Linked DNA regions of Homo sapiens: region 2 is linked to region 1. A link is an interaction called in ENCODE POLR2A ChIA-PET data of the cell type or tissue named here. Cell type or tissue: endothelial cell of umbilical vein. All regions are shown on one strand. Links, peaks and the distances in the headings refer to the core of each region. The heading gives the core; the rest is flanking DNA. Region 1 overlaps TXNRD1 (thioredoxin reductase 1). Region 2 overlaps TXNRD1 (thioredoxin reductase 1).

What was found. Peaks named below come from ENCODE experiments on the same cell type or tissue, not always from the same donor. Only the 100,000 strongest peaks of a DNase experiment are listed, where the experiment ranks them.
Region 2: POLR2A ChIA-PET joins it to region 1 with 38 read pairs; 26 of 35 experiments call an interaction of 5 or more read pairs at or near these places.

Annotation. Positions count from the first base shown.
Region 1 is chr12:104,218,310-104,220,809 of GRCh38, forward strand. All of the region lies in intron 1 of TXNRD1 (thioredoxin reductase 1), which reads left to right. Among named protein-coding and RNA genes, the nearest start is that of TXNRD1, 3.8 kb to the left of the region's middle. RefSeq lists an enhancer at 1,137-1,281 and a cis regulatory region at 1,204-1,214. In endothelial cell of umbilical vein, for the core only: no CTCF peak of the experiment used is centred there; DNase peaks (open chromatin) are centred at 722, 1,222 and 1,822; H3K27ac peaks cover 2,500 bases.
Region 2 is chr12:104,297,281-104,301,968 of GRCh38, forward strand. All of the region lies in intron 4 of TXNRD1 (thioredoxin reductase 1), which reads left to right. Among named protein-coding and RNA genes, the nearest start is that of EID3, 4.1 kb to the right of the region's middle. RefSeq lists enhancers at 3,718-3,887, 4,426-4,595. In endothelial cell of umbilical vein, for the core only: no CTCF peak of the experiment used is centred there; no DNase peak of the experiment used is centred there; H3K27ac peaks cover 615 bases.

The sequences.
Region 1 (2,500 bases), core at 1-2,500:
CACCACGCCCGGCCTGAACTATTTTATAATACAGAAAAGCTCACTCGTTATAATACAACTTGCTAAATTTTTACAAACGAAGTATATGCATGCAGCCCACACTCAGCTGAGGAAATAAACGTTTCCAGTACCCCAGGAGCCCCTCTAATGTCTCTTACCCCCATACCAAGGGCAAACACTACTCTGATTTCTAACAGCATAGAAGAATTTCACCTATTTACATTTACTTTTTGAAACTTAAATTTAGGCATATTTTAAGCATTAATCTATTAAAGCACGGCTTTATACTAGGTATTTTTCTTTTTCTTTTCTTTCTTTTTTTTTTTGAAATAGGGTCTTGCTCTGTTGCCCAGGCTGGAGTGCAGTGGCCCAATCATAGCTCATTGCAGCCTCAACCGCCTGGTCTTAAACAATCCTCCCACCTCAGCCTCCTGTGTGGTAAAGTGTGCCACCAAGCCCAGCTAATTTTTTTACATTTTGTAGAGATGAGGTCTTGCCATGTTGCCCAGGCTGGTCTCAAACTTCTGGGCTCAAGTGATCTTCCCACCTTGGCCTCCCAGAGTGCTGGGATTACAGGTGTGAGCCACTGTACCCAGCCTAGATATTTTTCTATACACATACATATATACATAATGATGATTATTATTTTTCTAGAGATGGGTCTCACTCTGTTGCCTAGATTAGAGTGCAGTGGCATGAATCATAGCTCACTGAAACTGAACTGCTGGGCTCAAGTAATCCTCCTGCCTCAGCTTCCTGAGTAGCTAGGATTACAGGGACACACCACCATGCCTAGCCTCAATTTTAAATTTTTTGTAGAGATAGGTCTCACTAAGCAACAGCCCCATCTGATCTCGAACACCTGGCCTCAAGTGATCCTCCTGCCTCAGCCTCCCAAAGTATACTGCACCAGGCCCATATTATACATAACTATTGACATTAAAAATGTTCTTTTGTGTGTCACCTACAAACACTCTAGAAGCCACCTTCCTTAAGTACCATATGATCTCTAAGTTCCTTCTCAAATTAAAATTATGTGGTTAAGTTTCAAGAAACTAATTTCTTAATGATGCAGAAGGTTTTGCTTGAATGACTCTTCAACCGAGCATCTATTATTTATCAGGCACTGGGAACTCAGGGATAAACAAGGCATGATCTCAGTCCTTGAACATAGAGTCTCGTGGAGAAGAATGGCGTAGAAAATGCAGTGTCATGATGTGTAATCATAAAAGTAGATGGGTACACACCACTTCAGGAGAATGGCAGAGGGAGTTAACATCTTGGCACTTAGCATTTAGTATTTCTTCTGTAACACACATTCCATTCTATTTTAATGAGCTTGCAAACATTTTTCCTGCTGGATTTTTGAGGATCAGGAATGTGTTTTGTTCACTATCTTATCTCCTACAGTCCTTGGCATACTGCCCTACAAATCAGTAAATGTGTTTATATGACTCATATGGCAAAAGGCAATTTTTTTTTTTTTAATAAGTGAGGAATGTTCCAAAAGCCAATGCTATTAACATTGACCAGCTTCTTCTAGTAAGGAGAGGAGACAGTATTTTTTCAAAGTGCGGTCCTAAGACCACCTGCAAGAGAATTAATTACATGCTGGGAATGTGTAGATTAAAAACTCATTTTCCTGTTCTCCATTTCAGACCTACTAAATCAGCCTCAGAGTGAAGGAAGCTTCATTTTTGGTGTCTCAAGTGATTCTATTTGAACCAAGGCCTGAGAACACTGCAGTGAGGTGTTTAGGCCAGCGTCAAATCACCTATTTCTGGGCAGAGGTGCCTATCCTTAGCAATGGGGCTGAGGCTGGGGTGGAGGTTGCTACTGCAGATCACTGAGGCTGATAAGGGTGAGTCAGATGCCCCAAGAGGAAATTGAAAGCTTTGGAATGGAACCAAAGATCGTGACTGACATGCAGTCATGCAATCTGCAATCAGAAGTTAGTATTACACGATGCGCTAGATAATTGTAGAGTAATCTTGCTTTTTGTTGATTTTAACCAGGTAATTTAAAGTCATTACTCATTATTTGGATTTTCACATTTGAATGTTTACTCTTTGTATTAATGTGTACTGAGTATTTAAAGCTTTTAAATTAGCTTTTTTAAAAAGTGTATTTTAGGCCAGGTGCGGTAGATCATGCCTGTAATCCCAGCACTTTGGGAGGCCAAGGCGGGTGGATCATCTGAGGTCAGGAGTTCGAGACCAGTCTGGCCAACATGGTGAAACCCCATCTCTACTAAAAAAATACAAAATTAGCTGGGCGTGGTAGCACACACCTGTAATCCCAGCTACTCAGGAGGCTGAGGCAGGAGAATTGCTTTAATCCAGGAGGCAGAGGTTGCAGTGAGCTGAGGTCGTGCCATTGCACTCCAGCCTGGGTGATGAGAACGAAACTCCGTCTCCAAAAAAAAAAAAACGGTGGGGGGGAGGCGGTATTTTAGATTTACAGTTGGATTAAATCCTTGAAAGAACTCAAAAGAAGGAAT
Region 2 (4,688 bases), core at 2,189-4,688, 81 kb after region 1:
GGCAACAAGAGTGAAACTCCATCTCAAAAAAAAAAAAAAAAAGTAATATACAAACACTTGTTGACAAATAAATTTATATTTATTTATTTATTTATTTAGTTTTTGAAATGGAGTCTTGCTCTGTTGCCCAGGCTGGAGTGCACTGTGTGATCTCAGTTCACTGCAATCTCCGCCTCCTGAGTTCAAGCAATTCTCCTGCCTCAGTCTCCCGAGTAGCTGGGATTGCAGGCATGCGCCACCACGTCTGGCTAATTTTGTATTTTTAGTAGAGACAAGATTTCTCTATGTTGGTCAGGCTGGTCTCGAACTCCTGACCTCAGGTGATCCGCCTGCGTCAGCCTCCAAAAGTGCTGAGATTACAGGTGTAAGCTACCATGCCCGGCCTGATTTTGTTTTTAATGATGACAACCACTCTGTATGGCAGAGTGAGACATCTGATAGACTTCTGTTACAATTTTCGAAGAAAGTAAGTGGAAACTAATAATGCAGATATTTTTCATTTGATCCCTGAGTGGAGTTCCTAGAATGCTGCATCCTTTAGTAGCCACATACCCAGTCCTTCTTACCCTCCCTGTCTATCAAAATAACACTCCTAGTCATTGCTGCCTTTTGAGGTGTTGTGGAGGCTCTCGTAACCTGAAAGGTTGTTCTTTTCATCTCACGCCCTTATTTATATTCTTGAGGCTTGGCAAGTCAGCCAGCACTGGGTTTTTAAAGTGTCATTAAGTATATGATTTGACCACAGAGCAAGGGTGGAGATTTTATCTACTCCAAAGTATTTCAAATGAGTGAGTCCAGATTATTTAGTGAGACTCTTTTACTTCTCCAATAATAATGCCATCTTATTTGAATAAAGCAGTTATTCAAAGCCTCTTTTAGATACTAGACTTAAGAATCTGCTGAAATCTAAGGAGCTATTCCTGAGAAAAATGCACATAAATAATTTTGCATATAAACTCAGACTATTTGTGGATCTGCTTCAGAATATCTGGTACAGAGAATTACCCTTCAAAGTGTTACTGTACACACTTTGAATAGTTGAAGCCTTCGTAGGTTTTTAAAATTTTGTTATATGGCAAATTTCTTTTCACTGGTATTTGTTATAGTGGAATATATTCCTGTGTTCCTCCTTACTGATTTAACCTTTAAAAATATTTTTCTGGGGCCGGGCGCAGTGGCTCACACCTGTAATCCCAGCACTTTGGGAGGCTGAGGCAGGTGGATCACGAGATGAGGAGTTTGAGACTAGCCTGGCCAACATGGAGAAACCCCATCTCTACTAAAAATACAAAACTTAGCTGGGCGCGGTGGCACACACGTGTAATCCCAGCTACTCGGGAGGCTGAGTCAGGAGAATCACTTGAACCCGGGAGGCGGAGGTTGTAGTGAGCTGAGATCACACCATTGCACTCTAGCTTGGGCAACCAAGCGAGACTCTATCTAAAATAAAAATAAAAAATAAAAAAAATTAAATTTTTTTCTGTTCCTAAAGCAACATTCAGAAGTGAAACTACTGGTTTGTATACAGTTTTTTTTTTTACATTTGCTATCTTTGGGATTGTTTGATTTATTAAGTACCTACTCAGTAGTTGAAAACACTGTCAGATATATTACATAATTTTCATTCACTGTAGTAATTATATGGTATAAATACAGTTGTCCCTCGGTATCTTCAGGGGATTGGTTCCAGGACCCTTGTGTATACCCAAATTCATACATACTCAAGTCCCAAAGTCCACCCTGTGGAACCAGCATATATGGAAAGTCAGCTCTCTGTATTCACCGGATGTGAAACATCACATCTCACAAATACAGTATTTATTTCTTTATTTCTCACAAGCTTTTTCCTCTTTAAGGAGCAGGCAGACCTGTATTTTTTATTGCTTTTGGTATAAGTGGATCTGTGCAATTCAAAGCTGTTTCCTTCAAGGGTCAACTGCAGTAGTATTCCCGTCTTATAAATAAAGACACTGGAGGCTGAGAGGTTAAGCAAGCTGGCTAAGATAATACTAATAGGTAATAGGTCAAGATTGGAACCCAGATCGTCCCCTCCCACAGTCTGTGGTCTTTTCAGAAACTAATTTTCATTAAAAAAAAAAATACAGATATCTGTCTTATCATAGCAAAGTTCACCTTTAATAATAACAAAACACAAAATATATACACACAAACATAACTTTAAAGAAAATTACGATGAAAGAGAAACTGCCAGGCACAGTGGCTCACGCATGTAATCCCAGCATTTTGGGAGGCTGAGGCGGGCGGATCACGAGGTCAGGAGTTCGAGACCAGCCTGGTCAACATGCTGAAACCCTGTCTCTACTAAGAATACAAAAATTAGCCAGGCGTGGTGACTCGTGCCTGTAATCCCAGCTACTCGGGAGGCTGAGGCAGGAGAATCACTTGAGTCCGGGGGGTGTAGGTTGCAGTGAGCCGAGATCGTGCCATTGCACTCCAGCCTGGGTGACAAGAACAAGACTCCGTCTCAAAAAAAAAAAAAAAAAAGTTAAGATGAAAGAGAAACTATACCTAATGTCCTGCTAATTCTGGCAAATCAAACTAGGAATTTTACCACATTTCTTCACAACTCAATATTAAACAGAAGCCATGGTGGTATGAAGGGAGAAAAGCTGCTATGAAAGAAGGAACAGAAAAGTTTAGGGAGGTAGCTATTAGGATAAGTGTATATGTTAGAGTGTGGGACTCAAACCTGACTGATTCCTGGCTTTGGCTCCAAAAAGTCTCTTAAAAATCCATTTGTTATAGGTAAGTGTTAACAGCAAAACCTCACTGGAGAAAAATAGTGGACTCGTGACTTCTTCCTTTATTTGGTTACAGGGAGACATGTGACCTTTGTCATCCACCCTATCACGTTTGTGTTGAGCAGTATGGGTTGTGGGAAAGAGCTCAAGAATGCTTGGAATTAACCTAAACTCCTAGAAAAGGAACTGAAAATATAGGAGAAAAGGGTGAAGAAAAGAGGAAAGGAAATGGAGGTCTGTATTGAACCCTGGGTAGCAACTCTTGAGCGAAGAAAGAGGAAAAAGGGGAAAGAGGGGAGCTAAATTATCTCTGAGGCAACTCAGTCTCATGGTTGCCTGAACTAGTCTATACTGCGGGAATAAGGTAGACGCCACTGGTTTCTTTGAAGTACCAGTGCGCTTCTTGCTTTCTATTCCTGGTCACAGACAAATTTATCAGTAGTGCAGTTTCTTCTTTTTAAGCTTCATTTAAATAATTATTAGTAGCACTTGGACCTTAGGTTAGGAAATCACTGTTTAATGACTTAAAGATTAACCGGCATGGAAATCCCATTCTTTATATGATTGGGGAGAGTTATTGAACTTGAGATTGTTTTACTTTGTAGCAATGTCTAAAGGCAGATTTGTTTTGTTTTGTTTTGTTTTTGAGGCGGGGTTTCGCTCTTGTTGCCCAGGCTGGAGTGCAATGGTGCAATCTTGTCTCACCCGCAACCTCTGCCTCCCAGGTTGAAGTAGCAGGGATTACAGGCATGTGCCACCACGCCCAGCTAATTTTCTATTTTTAGTAGAGACGTGGTTTCTCCATATTGATCAGGCTGGTCTCAAACTCCTGACCTCAGGTGAGCCACCCACCTCGGCCTCCCAAAGTGCTGGGATTACAGGTGTCAGCCACCGCACCTGGCCTAAAGGCAGATTTTTAAAGGTGGAACATAATGCAAGTCTGCCTTTCTTAGGATGATCTAAGTTACATGTTAATAAAGTTCTTGGAGATCTAGCATAGAATGCATTCAGCACTGTAAATCACAACTTAATGTTTGCCTCGATATGCTCTGTTGCTCTGAGCAAGTTGTGTGGGCTGTTATCTCCTGAGAAATCCCTGTAAATGGTATTAGTAATACTTTATAAGCAGGTTGGGAGAATATAGTTTTCTAAGGCATTTTGAAATTCTTAGATGAAAGGGTCTTTATGTAGCAAATTGGTGTCAGCCTATTTTCCTTCCTCTGAGCCAGAAGAAAATAGGCACCATAGGGTGGGAAGGGTTGGCTTATCTGTTAGAGTTCTTTTGTAAGTAGCTTTTGTTGAATTTTTTTTTTGAGATGGAGTCTCGCTCTGTCGCCCAGGCTGGAGTGCAGTGGCGCGATCTTGGCTCACTGCAAGCTCCGTCTCCTGGGTTCAGGCTAGTCTCCTGCCTCAGCCTCCAGAGTAGCTGGGACTACAGGCGCCTGCAACCACGCCCGGCTAATTTTTTGTATTTTTAGTAGAGACGGGGTTTCACCGTGTTAGCCAGGACGGTCTTGATCTCCTGACCTCGTGATCCGCCCGCCTCAGCCTCCCAAAGTGCTGGGATTACAGGCGTGAGCCACCGTGCCCGGCTGCTTTTGTTGAATTTAAAGTGGATGTGAGAAGCTCCTAAGAATATCGTTCACTGTAAAAGCAGACTTTTTTGGATTTGGGTCTTGGAATTCTTAACTGTATTTTCACCTAAGATTTAAAACAAGTTCAAATACTAGTTTGTAATTGGCCAGACTAGGGACAGATACGATCCTTGAATGATCCTGGGTCTCAACTTACCTTTCTTTCATTTTTCCTTTATTTTAGAAGAGGGATAAGAACTTTTTCTGAAGAGCAGTCAACTTTTCCTTTCAGTGTGTAGGATTAATTCCACGAATCTGTGAACTTAAATCTTTGCTGCCAAATAACTTGCAG